Regions from separate parts of the Homo sapiens genome. Here region 1 is linked to region 2. A link is a contact called in ENCODE Hi-C or POLR2A ChIA-PET data. All regions are on one chromosome and are shown on one strand. The core of a region is the stretch at or near the end of the contact, and the rest is flanking DNA. Distances in the headings are between cores, read along the strand shown. Region 1 overlaps FBLN7 (fibulin 7). Region 2 holds the start of TMEM87B (transmembrane protein 87B).

The links. Hi-C counts contacts between places; a loop is a spot of excess contacts on that map. ChIA-PET counts read pairs that join two places held with the same protein, here RNA polymerase II (POLR2A). Pooled maps may share reads with other maps.
Region 1: a loop to region 2 is called in a map of CD8-positive, alpha-beta T cell, with 4 times the contacts of the local background. The contact joins the enhancer-like site here to the promoter of TMEM87B in region 2. A Hi-C loop is called at or near these places in 6 of 168 maps with a recorded cell type or tissue (CD4-positive, alpha-beta T cell, CD4-positive, alpha-beta memory T cell, CD8-positive, alpha-beta T cell and 1 more) and 10 of 50 pooled maps. POLR2A ChIA-PET finds 5 or more read pairs at or near these places in 9 of 52 experiments (CD4-positive, alpha-beta T cell, CD4-positive, alpha-beta memory T cell, WTC11 and 5 more).

The regions. Positions count from the first base shown.
Region 1 is chr2:112,184,632-112,190,705 of GRCh38, reverse strand. FBLN7 (fibulin 7) reads right to left here. Exons shown (of 8, transcript NM_153214.3): 7 at 5,367-5,505; 8 at 2,488-3,572. The coding sequence ends at 3,200. Among named protein-coding and RNA genes, the nearest start is that of FBLN7, 49 kb to the right of the region's middle. Within about 2 kb of position 2,450, at least 6 of the 41 ENCODE cell types and tissues checked have a DNase peak (open chromatin) inside an H3K27ac peak, as active enhancers do; they include CD4-positive, alpha-beta T cell and CD8-positive, alpha-beta T cell, where a contact is called at or near this core.
Region 2 is chr2:112,052,175-112,058,498 of GRCh38, reverse strand. It overlaps TMEM87B (transmembrane protein 87B), which reads right to left and starts at 3,230. Exons shown (of 19, transcript NM_032824.3): 1 at 2,743-3,230. The coding sequence starts at 2,907. RefSeq lists enhancers at 2,089-2,428, 2,459-2,528 and silencers at 3,259-3,988, 4,189-4,238.

The DNA.
Region 1 (6,074 bases), core at 1,201-3,700, 130 kb before region 2:
CTACTAGGGTCATGTCAAAAGGAATCAGCCACCTCGAAGCAGCTCCCAAGAACCAAAGATAGAACAATTTGAGCAAAAACAAAGACAGTAGCTGTAATTACTATTAATACAGATGATAACACACATGATAACATCAGATATGTTTCAACCATGAGTTCATAATGTACTCAAAGAAGAAAACAACTCTCACAGGGCATGTTGGAAAGATGCCTGTGAACCATCTCATTTTGAAAACTGAAAAATAAAGGGAGGAAAGCCAAGAATCAATCCTACTTTTCTTATACAAACCAAATCTCAGGGTAACCAAATAACTGATGAGAGTGTGTTTCTCTTTATAAAGTATGTCAGCTAATAAACAAAGAAAAAATCAATAGCACTAGAATATTAATTGCAATCCCTACAGAAGTAATGGATCTGTGCAATCTGCGGGGGCTAACATCAGAAAAGAGAGGCAACCAGATATTTTGCTCCTCCTACTGGAAGCATCTGTCACCACCAATAAAGTAGTCTTGCCTAAATAAATCTAACTTGAATCTGACTAACTCTCTAGATTTATAAGAAATAGAGAAGACAGAGATGCACTCAGAAAAACTCATACTGTGAAAAATTCTACAATATAAATGACCCTATATTTTGTCTTCCAACAAACCTTCAGATTATTCCAATATATGCTGAAGTGTGAGACCCACTGCTACAGATTAAAAAAAGGCTTAAAATGCATATCAATAAATCACAGTGCATAGACCTACTGCAAGTAAACAAAAAAATATAAGCCACTCAGAGAAATGTCAACGATGGCTGAATATTTAAAGGTATTAAGGAATTAATGTTTTAGATGTGAATGGCATTTTGGTTATCCTTTTTTTAAAAGTTGTCTTTTAGAGATACATTCTAAAATATTTATAGATGAAATGATAGGATTGGGAATCATCATGAGGTGGGGTGATAGCAGATGAAACAAGTTGGCCATGTGTTCATTGTTGAAGCTACTGATTCAGACATGGGGTTCATTATACTATTCTTTCTACTTTTGCATATGTTTGCAACTTTGCATGATAAAAAGTCTTAAAGCCCCTCCCTCAAATAATATGAAACTATATTACCTGGAAAGGGGTGCAAATGAATTCTGGTTAACCAGTAGTTACTCTTAGTACAGAGTGGAGCTCTGAAAGGACAAAAGAAAAGTTGATTCCATAGAGGAGAGTGAGGAGAGAGCATATAGAGAACAAGACACTCCACAGGGAGAAGTGCCCAGCCATTATCCACAAAAGACCCATCATCCACATCATCCACAAGAAGTGCCCAGCCATCATTGTCCACAGCCATCATCCACATCCTAAGCAGTCAGCCATTTGTACTTTGGTGCTGTGGGCACCGGGGCTGGGTGCGTGATTTCATCAGTGGGAAGCAGGTTTGATGACGGCAGATCTTGGTGATGGAAATTGTTGCTTTAAACTGGGCTGTTTGGCATCAAAGCCCTATCATATACCAGTTTAGAGGGCACCTGCTCTGGAGACTCCCCAAACACTCCCCACCTTCTGGCATGTGAGAGGCTTGTCCCCCTGAACACATCATATCTCAATATATCCCACATATATCCCACATCATATGTCATCATATCTCACATATGATGTGTGTGATGTGTGGGCTGTCCCTAGCCCACAGCTGTGACATCTCCCATTCAGGAACCTGGCCAGGCCCTTAGACTCTTCCGCCTGGTGTTGTGCACATGGGACTGGGTGGTGTGCAGGCTTCTGGCCCAGCATAGCTACATTTAGAAACATAAGGCTGTGGATAATGTTTTAATGAAGTCTTGTAACTTTAGTTTGCATGTCCTTTTTCTGTTGTTAGAGATCGCAGCTGAGCCCATGGGAGAAGAAACATTTCAAAAGCAACTCTTGACTGTGTCTCAACCTTTGTCCAAACAACAGTACAAGAATAAACCATCTTAGAAACCATCTTGATGTAGGGCTTGATCATTGAACTAGTGACACACTTCTGGCTCCATCTCATACCAGGGCAAATACAAAGATTTAAATAAAATATGTGTGAGGAAATCTCACCAGCAGCTTGACATGTAATTAGATAATGAAACTTTCTTACAGCTTCGCTACCTCTTAAGTTTTAGCTTGAATGATCTTCCCCACCCTACCCCATACCCCATCCTACCACACCCCACTCAGCTCTGGCCAGTGTTTTCTCTCTTTGATCACCTGGAGGGCGTCACCCTGTAGTGAATTCATCAGAAACAAAAGGCCATGGAATCTATGACAACTCAAGCATTTTCCTAAACTCTCCACGGCCAGGTATTGTCCTTACCAATCTCCCATGTGGTCAAAACAAATTTATAATGTGGAACAGTCCCAAACATCACCTCTGTGTTCTCTGACTCATTTATTCCAGTGTATCCAACCCAGACAGGAAGAGAGTCAGCCACCCCCTCCTAGAAGGAAGTGGGCTGTCTCATGCTCAGGTAGAAGTCAGGCGGGCAGGAAGGAGCAATCACTTTTATTTTTTCAGTTATATTACCAGGTTATGTATTTGAGATATGATTTCTCAAAAGGGAAGTAACTCAGGCAGAATCCATGCTTTTAACAATGGGTCCTTGGTCTAGAAGGATCTGCGTGGGGTTTAAGGCCCTCCTGTGACTCTCTGATGAGAAGGCAGGCAGGCAGGCATGTCACAGAGGAAAAGGCAGATAAGAACAACGTGCTGGGTCATGGGAGGAGACTCCACTTCCTATGCCACATGCGCAGAGGCATGACTAGGGCCCCCCGCACGACTAGAACCGTTTCATTCATAGCAAGCCTGGCTACAAAAAGGCAGAAGGGCTGATAGTCACCTGACACACATTGCCACCTTTTCTCTCCCCAGCTAGTTCAAACTCACAAGGCCATTTGCACAGCATTTTGGAAAGCCACCCATCCCCTGGATGAAAAAGTTTTAAGAAAGTTAGTGCATAATCTAAGGGAAGGGCCTCAAAGCAGAAAAAAAAAAAGAGTGATGGCAGCAGTTGAGTTTTGTGGCTGCTCTTCCGTGCTATTCCATGGGGCGCCGTGCAACGCTGCCCTAGAAGCCTGGGTGCACTGGTGAGAGGGCGGGAACAGGCGGGAGGCTCCACGCAGTCGGTGCCCGAAGCTGAGCCTTCGGGGAAGAGAAATGAGGTCAGCTCTCCACACCCCAGTGCCCCTGTGTACCCTCAGAAGTCATAGGGGGATACAAAGATGGTGACCTTGGACACGTGGTTGGCCTGGAAGGAGCGGTCCAGGTATTCCGACATGTCGACGTCCACCTCCAGCGTCTGAGGCCCCTCCAGGTTCTGCACAAGGATCAGATCCCCAGTCTGCCGGTCTGAACGCTGCATCACAAAGTGGCCGCGGCTGTTCCCACCCACGATCCCAAACCGCAGGCTGTTGGGCCCAGCTCGGCCGGGGGCAGAGGCTGTGGCCATGCGGAAGAGCGTGATGGGCGTCTTCAGGTTGGAAGGCAGAGAGAGGTAATGGAAGGAGATGGTCTTGGGCAGATGGCGGCAGGGCCTGCTGTCCATGGGGCAGGGGTTCCGCTCACACTGGCTGGAGCGGAGAGGCAAAATGGAGGCAGTCAGCCTTGGGGAGTCTCATGAAGAGCTGCTCTGACCCGGCTGCCCACCTGCCCTCTTGCAGAGGCCACCTAGATGACCTTTCCCAGCCACGGGTCCTTCACCCAGGAGCTATGGAGCTGTGGACGAGTGAATGTAGCTGGTGTCAGGCATGGCAAAGGAAGGGCTGCTGCTTCTGTTCCTGCTCAAGGGTGCTCCCTGCCCACCTGTGTACGTGTGTATGTGTGTGCACATACATTTATTTATGCTATTACTATCATTTTTACAGAAAAATATAGCCTGGGAATATTAAATAACAATGGCAATGCTGATATTCAAACCAGGTGCCCTTTCTCCATGTGCTGCGACCTCGCCCAGTAATGGCAGGACCTCAGCAGTTAGCCAGCAACATCCTGTAATGCAGTGCTTCCCACACGGTGTACGGTGAACTTCCTAAACACAGCAGCATGTATTTTATTTATTTATTTTTAGACAGAGTCTCACTCTGTCGCCCAGGCTGGAGTGCAATGGCATGATCTAGGCTCTCTGCAACCTCCACCTCCCAGGCTCAAGTGATTCTCCTGTCTCAGCCTCCTGGGTAGCTGGGATTACAGGTGCCCACCACCACGCCCAGCTAATTTTTGTATTTTTAGTAGAGACGGGGTTTCACCATGCTGGCCAGGCTGGTCTCGAACTCCTGATCTCAAGGGATCCGCCCTCCTCGGCCTCCCAGAGTGCTCGAATTATAAGCATAAGCCACTGTGCCTGGCCATCACGTGTATTCTCAACGCAGGAAGCCCTGTTTTCCTTAATCATTTGGAAAGAGGGTCTTGTGGAAATGCTTTCGATATTTCTCTATGTTGTTAAAAGACAAATGCAATCTAGTATATTTGGCGATTCTGTAGCATCATGATTATGCAGTCAACTGTCACATCCAGCTGTTGGTCGAATGCCCCAGAGGCCGTCATAGACCCGTTCCCTATCCCTTCACCGAGTGACTTCATGAGGAAGGTTCTGATGTCTTCACTCTCTCTAAAAACTGCCATGCTTCAGTGCCACTAAGTTTCTTGCTGCTTCTAATCTGCTTTAACTCAACAGCAATTCAAATAATTAAGTTACCCTCCATGGCTGTTACTTCATTTTAAAGACAACGCTAGGGCTCTTGTGATCTCTTTTTGAGAGGAAAATGTATGTGCTTTGTGATAGTTGTAGTCATTCCCCTTAAAGGCCCATCTCCCAACTTTAAAAAAAAAAAAAAAAGCTCTACTTGCTGTTTAAGAGTTGCAGTTACTAGATGTAGAACCTTCTAGTACTATTGGAAAAGCAGAGTGATATAATGCAGGGTGCACGGGATATGCAGTGTAACTCAAGGGAGTCTATAGTTCCTGGCTATGTGAATGCTGTCACCTCCCAAATCCATGTGATCTATACCTGTCTCCTGGGCTGCTATGGGTTTATCAGGGTAATGTCACCAACAGCTTCTTCCCTTCAGTGCCTGCCCTGGCTTTGCCATCCTGGGGTGGCAGCAACCCCATCAACCTCTATGTAGTGGGGGTGCACTTAGTATATTACTCCCATGGGGAATGGGGTTCTTATTTCTCCAGAGCAGCAACGCATTAAATGCAACCACTAAGCGGAAATGGAAATTCAGAGACACCAGCCTCCCAGCCTCCTGCCTCTCATCTTTCTATGGTATAACTGTACCTTCTCCCAAGAACCTCTAGGAAGCATCCAGCCCAGCCACACTTGGAGGCCTGGGTGAGGGTGTGCCTCCCCTGGAGATACTCACAATGGAGACGTCTTCACGTAGCTCACATTGCCGCTGCCCTCGGGGCACTCAGGGCTGACACACTGGAAGCTTCCACCGGTGTTGATGCATGTGGTCCCCTGGGGGCACACCGGCTGCAGGCCCACACATTCATCCACATCTGAGATACAGGACATACAACAGGTGAGAATCGCCCTGACCTTCCCTCCATTGCAGACAGAACCACATGAGAGGCCCTGCAGGTCCTGTAATGTGGTGCTCCCTGCTCCTGGCACTTATTCTTAAAGCAGAAAGCCTGCCTTCCTTAACTGTGTGGAATCAGGGCCCTGAGGAAATGCCAGGGAGTGCCCCTCCCTGGGATCCTGTCCTCTTTCCCTGGGGTATGACAGGTGGCAAGGATGGTGGAAAGCACCAGGTGAGTGTTACTGGTCACAATGCTTCTCTTAGACCTGTCTGCTTCTCAGCCCAAGTGCCCCATTACCCTCCATGGCTGTTATTCTTCATATATATATATGTGTGTGTGTATATATATGTATATGGTATATATATATATGTATATATGGTATATATATACACACACCATATATACGTATATATGGTATATATGGTGTGTGTATATATATATACCATATACATATATATACATATACCATATTCATATATATACCATATATACACCATATACAGCATATATATACCATATACCTATATATACTATATATACACACA
Region 2 (6,324 bases), core at 1,981-4,480:
GTGGCAATTCTGTGCCCACTCTGCTAGAATGTATGCAGAGTAAGCTGAAGCCAAATGGCAGCTGCCCTCTTCAGAATGGGCATGCAATCTGTAGTCCACAACATTCCTCACTACCCCCTCCAGTCCTGAACTTAGCTCACTGTGCTTAATGATATGACTTGCCTTGGCCAACACAGGTCCTTGAGTTTGAGGCCTCTGGCCTCAGGCTCAAGGCCAAGCTCAGGCATGGAAAGCTTGTGGTGACCTGAGTCCCCTCTAACAACCCTGCCAGAACTTGATGTAGCAGGAACACCAATAATTTCCTGCACTGCTGCTGCTCTGTTCCCCTCCTCTTCTTCATCAAGGTAGTACTTATCCATCTTTTAAGACTGAGGCCGAGTGCGGTGGCTCACGCCCGTAATCCCAGAACTTTGGGAGGCTGAGGCGGGAGGATCACCTGAGGTCAGGAGTTCGAGACCAGCCTGATCAACATGGAAAAACCCTGCCTGTACTAAAAATAAAAAATTAGCCAGGCGTGGTGGCACACACCTGTAATCCCAGCTACTCAGGAGGCTGAGGCAGGAGAATCCCCTGAACCCGGGAGGTGGAAGTTGCAGTGAGCCAAGATTGTGCCACTGCACTCCAGCCTGGGCAGCAAAAGCGAAACTTCGTCTCAAAAAAAAAAAAAAAAAGACTGAGGCAGGTCTCTCCTCCAGGAAGCAGGGTTAGGTGACCCCCTTGGTGCTCCAGTAATATCCCAAGTATATCACAGTGTATATGACTATCTACTCATAAATCTGTTATCCGTATTATTGTGTGAACGTCTTGGGAGAAGGGGCTGTGGCTAAAATTCATCTTTGCAACAGCAATGACCAGTCTAACATATGACACACAGTGGTGCTTCAACCATTTGCTCCCTTGTACACTCAAAAGAACCATTTCTTGGCCAGGTGTAGTGGCTCATGCCTGTAATCCCAATACTTTGGGAGGCTGAGGCAGGAGGATGGCTTGAGGCCAGCAGTTAAAGACCAGCCTTGACAATATAGTGAGACCCCTATCTCTACAAAAAAATTTAAAAATTAACTGGTGTGTGGCATGTACCTATAGTCTTCGCTACGCAGGAGACTGAGACTAGAGGATTGCTTGAGCCCAGGAGTTTGAGGCTGCAGTGAGCCATATGACTGTGCCACTGCACTCCAGCCTAGGTAACAGAACAAGACTCTGTCTCAAACAAACAAAAACAAAGAAACAAAATTTCCTGATAGATTTGCAGTACAAATGAAAGAAAGCCCCACTCTCCTTTCCTGTTTCTGACAACCTGAAATGTGGAAAATATAAGTCCACTCTTGGGAGAGAAGGGCTTTTAGACTTCTGGCGGCCCAGGGTCACACAGGAGTAAAATTAGCCTAAAGGTCATGCAGCACTCAAGGAGCAAACTTCTCTTCCTCATGCAGGAAGAAGTACACTTGGCAAAGATCTTTGCAGGTATGTTCACAGTACACTTAGCAAAGATCTATACAGATATGTTCAAGTAATCCAACAATATGCATGCAACTGATTCACTTCCAATATAGTTATATTGACTATTCACTATCGTAGCAGCAGGAAGCCATGAGAGTAGTTCACTGAGTTCTACTTTTTCCCGTTCAGGAAATTAAATAATGGAGATGTGCAGACTATAACTGGCACACAAATTAGGTCACCAACCCAGAAGAATCCAATCCTGGAGGAAATGGCTGCACTAGGTCTTAAAAGATCCAGAAAGATACCCAGCGTGTTCCTCTGAGTAGCTTTTGTGTTGTGGGAAGTATTTGTAGTCTTTGGAACTACTTTCTTTTTCTGGTTAAGGAAATCAAAATATAAGTCTCATCTTTAGAACCTGGACATTATTTCATGCATGTGGAAAATACCCATCCCAAACAGTGCTGGATGAGTCATCTGACCCCAGAGAAGCCGGAGATAATGCCTCTTCCAGACTTCCTGTCTCTCTTTTGCAAGACTTTCCATAATTCTGCCCCTGCATCTCTCCCACATCATCTCCTCTAATTACCAGACGCCAAGTTTTCTAATAGCCTGCCTTGGAAAGAAGAGTTTCCACCCACTCATGCCTCCAGATTCGCCTTTCAAGCACTCCCTAATCACAAGTCCCGCCCCACCTACACACACACTCTCTCTCCCGGAACTGTGACAGGAACTGTAGAGAAATTCAGGAACTCAAGAAGAGAGAAATAGAGGTAGGGTGACTACTGCACGTTTCCCCCTCATTTAAATTTTTTCTTTCTTTTTTTTTTTTAAGGAAGCGGCAGACCCGCTTTCTAAGTTTATGCAGAAACTGAAGCGCTGGCAAGTCCTCCCTGCGGCCTCAGGGGTGTGGCCCACTGTGGCTGCATCCGGACAGGAAGAGTCGAATCCCAAAGATGCTGCTAGATGTGCCGAGAGATTCCTGATCCAGCCAAAACATGTCAGAGCAGAATGAGGGCCACGGCGTCGGGCATGGTGACCCTCAGTAACAGTCCGAGCGCTCGGACCCGAGGGCCGTCCCATGCGCAATCCTGACGGCTCTTGCCTGCAGCCCAGGTCGGGCCGGAGGAGGGGCCGCTCCCCGCTCCCCGGCTGTAACAGACAAAAGGCTCAGGGAGGGTATCAGGGGACCCGGTGCTGACCCGGCAGAGGCAGGGTGAACAAGCCCGGGGTCAAGCGAAGCCGCACGACGGCCCTGACGGCCCGAGACGTGCCACGCCTGGGTCCCGACACTCCACTTACGTCGTTGACTGTCTCTAACCAGAGCCCGAGCTCAGGGACCGCGCGCACAGCCGCCGGGGTCCAGCACAGGAGGCAGAGGGCGACGCGCAGCAGCGGGGCCCGGGCGGGAAAGCAGCGGCGGCGGCGTGGCAGGAGCCCGGCTACCGAGCGGCAGGCGGCGACCATCTTGACCAGGAAGCTGCACCTGGCGCTCCGAGACGCCTGCCACACCCGCACCTGGTGCAGCACCGCCCCAGGCAGGCGGGTCCGAATCCGGGACGCGGGGCTCGGACTCGGGTGTGGAGGAGGGGCTCGCGCTTGGGCCTGGGCGGAGAGGCGCCGTGCAGTTCTGGGAAACCCGGCCAGGACCGGGAGGCAGGGCTTAGGGCTCTGAGCCGGGCCCGAGCGTGCAGCTGGGAGATGCCTGGAAGGCAGAGATAGGAGCCAGGATGTGGAGTTGGCGGCGAGACGTGGAGGCTGGGCTCAGGGCCTAGCGTGGGCGTGAAGATAGAAGAGGAGCCGGAACGTGCAAGGGAGGGCTGGCAGCCCGAGCGCGGAGGCGGGGCCGGGTAGGGAGGCGCCGCCGGAGTGTGGAGACGAGGCGGGGCTCGGGAGTGTGGGGGCGGGGTGGGAGGCGTGGCTCGGGGCCAAGCTGGGTGTGGGGACAGGGCAGGGTTGGAGGCGGGCTCGGGACTGTGGAGGCGGGGCGGGGCTCGGGACCAGGGCGGAGTGCGGAGGCAGGGTGCCCCAGGAAGGAAGAGCTTGGGGCCAGGCCGAGCGTGGAGGCGGGGCCGTGTGGAGGCGGGGCCGTGTGGAGGCGGGGCCGTGTGGAGGCGGGGCCGTGTGGAGGCGGGGCCGTGTGGAGGCGGGGCCGTGTGGAGGCGGGGCCGTGTGGAGGCGGGGCCGTGTGGAGGCGGGGCCGTGTGGAGGCGGGGCCGTGTGGAGGCGGGGCGGGGCTCGGGACCAGGCCGGAGTGCGGAGACAGAGTGCCCCAGGAAGGAAGAGCTTGGGGCCAGGCCGAGCGTGGAGGCGGGGCCGCGTGGAGGCGGGGCCGTGTGGTGGCGGGGCCGTGTGGAGGCGGGGCGGGGCTCGGGACCAGGCCGGAGTGCGGAGACAGAGTGCCCCAGGAAGGAAGAGCTTGGGGCCAGGCCGAGCGTGGAGGCGGGGCCGCGTGGAGGCGGGGCCGCGTGGAGGCGGGGCCGGGATTTGGAGGCAAGACCCGGCGGGGAGGCGGAGCCTGAGCGTAAAGGCGGGGCTGGTCAGGGAGATGGGGTCGGAGTGGGGAGGCGGAGTTGAGGACCAGGCAGTAGTGTGGAGACGGGGCTGGACGAGAAGGGCTTGGGGTTAGGCCGTAGTGGGGAGGCCAGGTTGGGCGAGGAAGCAGGGCTTGGAGCAAGCCCTAGTACGGAGACGGGACTGGGCGGGGAGGCGTGGCCTGAGTGAGGAGACGGGCCTGAGTGGGGAGGCGGGGCCTGAGTGGGGAGGCGGGGCCTGTCTGGGAGATGAGGCGCAGTGGGGAGGCGGGGCTCGCCGCCAGCGAGCGCGAGTGTCAAGGTCCTGGAGTCGAATGCCTAGTAAGTGCTACGGTTGGAGTGCAGTCTAGAGTTCTGTTCCCAGGGTGTCTCCATTTCTTGCGTCTTCTACACTTACCCCTGCCTCGACCCTCTCAGCTGTATGGAAACCGTTCTTTAAATTCAGGGAATGTGCCAGGAAAGTGCTTTGAGGCCAAGGCCAGTTGAACACAAGGCATTGTGTTGTGAAGGTTAACGTTAATAGGACAGTTAATACTTTTCAGAACAAGTAGTTACTTGACTGGCTTAAAGCTCAGAGGGGTCAGGGCTTGGATCCGTCTTATTGTGTACCTTCCCTTGCATTTTCGGCTGTAAGCTGAATACATGTTTTGCTGTCAAAGAGAATTAGTTCATTCATTATCAAATGTAAATAATATCCAGCAAGGGAATAGAATCCTGTGCTAATATTGTTATTAACGTAGAATAAGATCGATTTATAGTCCAAAGGCCTTGGCTGCTTTACCAGTCACCAGTAATTATTGAGGACCTACTATACACTAGAGATTGCATGTGCATCTTCCCAGTAAGCAACGTGATCAGTTCTGTTTAGGTCAGAATAACTGTAACAGGACCACAGGGGAACATCCACCAGAGATTTAGGAAGTAAGTGAGGGACAGAAGGAGAGAACAATACATGAAATTTAAGTTCTACAAGAAGAGTTAAGGGCGAGTTACCTGTGGGAGTGAGGGGTAAGTCTGAAATCGTTTTAGTTACGAGAGAACTGGAGGAATGGAAAGATCTTCCAGATGACTGGATGTTGGTGTGAGACGGAGAGTGGCAAAGCTGGGAATATTTAAACAGTACCAAAACATACAGGCATTCCTAAATTAAGTTAGGCAGATGGCACCTTTAGTTAAGAACACTGGAGAGGCAATGATTTTTTGTTTTGTTTTGTTTTTGAGACTGAGTCGCGCTCTGTCGCCCAGGCTGGAGTGCACTGGCGCGAACTCGGCTCACTGCAAGCTCCGCTTTCCTGGTTCACGCCATTCTCCTGCCTCAGCCTCCTGAGTAGCTGGGATTACAGGCGCCAGCCACCACGCCAGGCTAATTTTTTTATATTTTTTAGTAGAGACTGGGTTTCACCGTGTTAGCCAGGATGGTCTCGATCTCTTGACCTCATGATCCGCCTGCCTCGGCCTCCCAAAGTGCTGGGATTACAGGCGTGAGCCACCGCGCCCGGCCCCAATGATGGTTTTTAAGTAAGGATGAGCTGATCAGAAAGATCGTGTTGGTTGTCAAATTGGGAAACAGGAGCATAGGAGAGCCAGGGTGACACCATTTTAAAAATAACTCCATCTTAAAACTAGCAAGGTACATTTCTTGCCAGTCACCACCCATGGTCGTAAGATGTTTACAGTGGCTGGGCACGCCTGTAATCCCAGCACTTTGGGAGGTCAAGGCGGGTGGATAGTTTGAGCTCAGGAGTTTGAGACCAGCCTGGACAACATGGCGAAATCCTGTCTCTACACGAAATACAAAAATTAGCCAGGTGTGGTGGCGTGCCTGTGGTTCTGGCTACTCAAAGAAGCTGAGGCGGGAGGATCACTTGGGCCTGGGAGGCGAAAGTTGCAGTGAGCCCTGCACTCCAGCCTGTGTGACAGAGTCAGAACCTGTCACAAACAAAAAAAAGAAAGAAAGAGAAAGAAAGCAAGAAAAGGAAAAAAAAAAAAGGAAAATGAGGAAGGTTAGAATGAACTATAATGCTGGCTTGCAACTGATGATATCAGTGTGAACTCATTTTTAAAATTTAGTTTTATAAATAGATGTAGATATGTGTGTGTGTGTGTGTGTTTATATTTTCTTGCACTGATTCCCAGGAGGACCTAGAAGCAGCGACACCCCAGTAGCAATAGGTACATCTAGCACCAGATCTTGCTTTATAAATATCATTCTCCACTAAAATAAACCAGGGATCCTTGGAGAAGTGGCTGAGCCCAGGAATGGAATAGAGAAATTCATGATGAACTTGAGAATCTTGTTTTGCCAGAAAGTAAGGAAGTGGGTAAAAAATTATGAGGACACGTCAAAAAG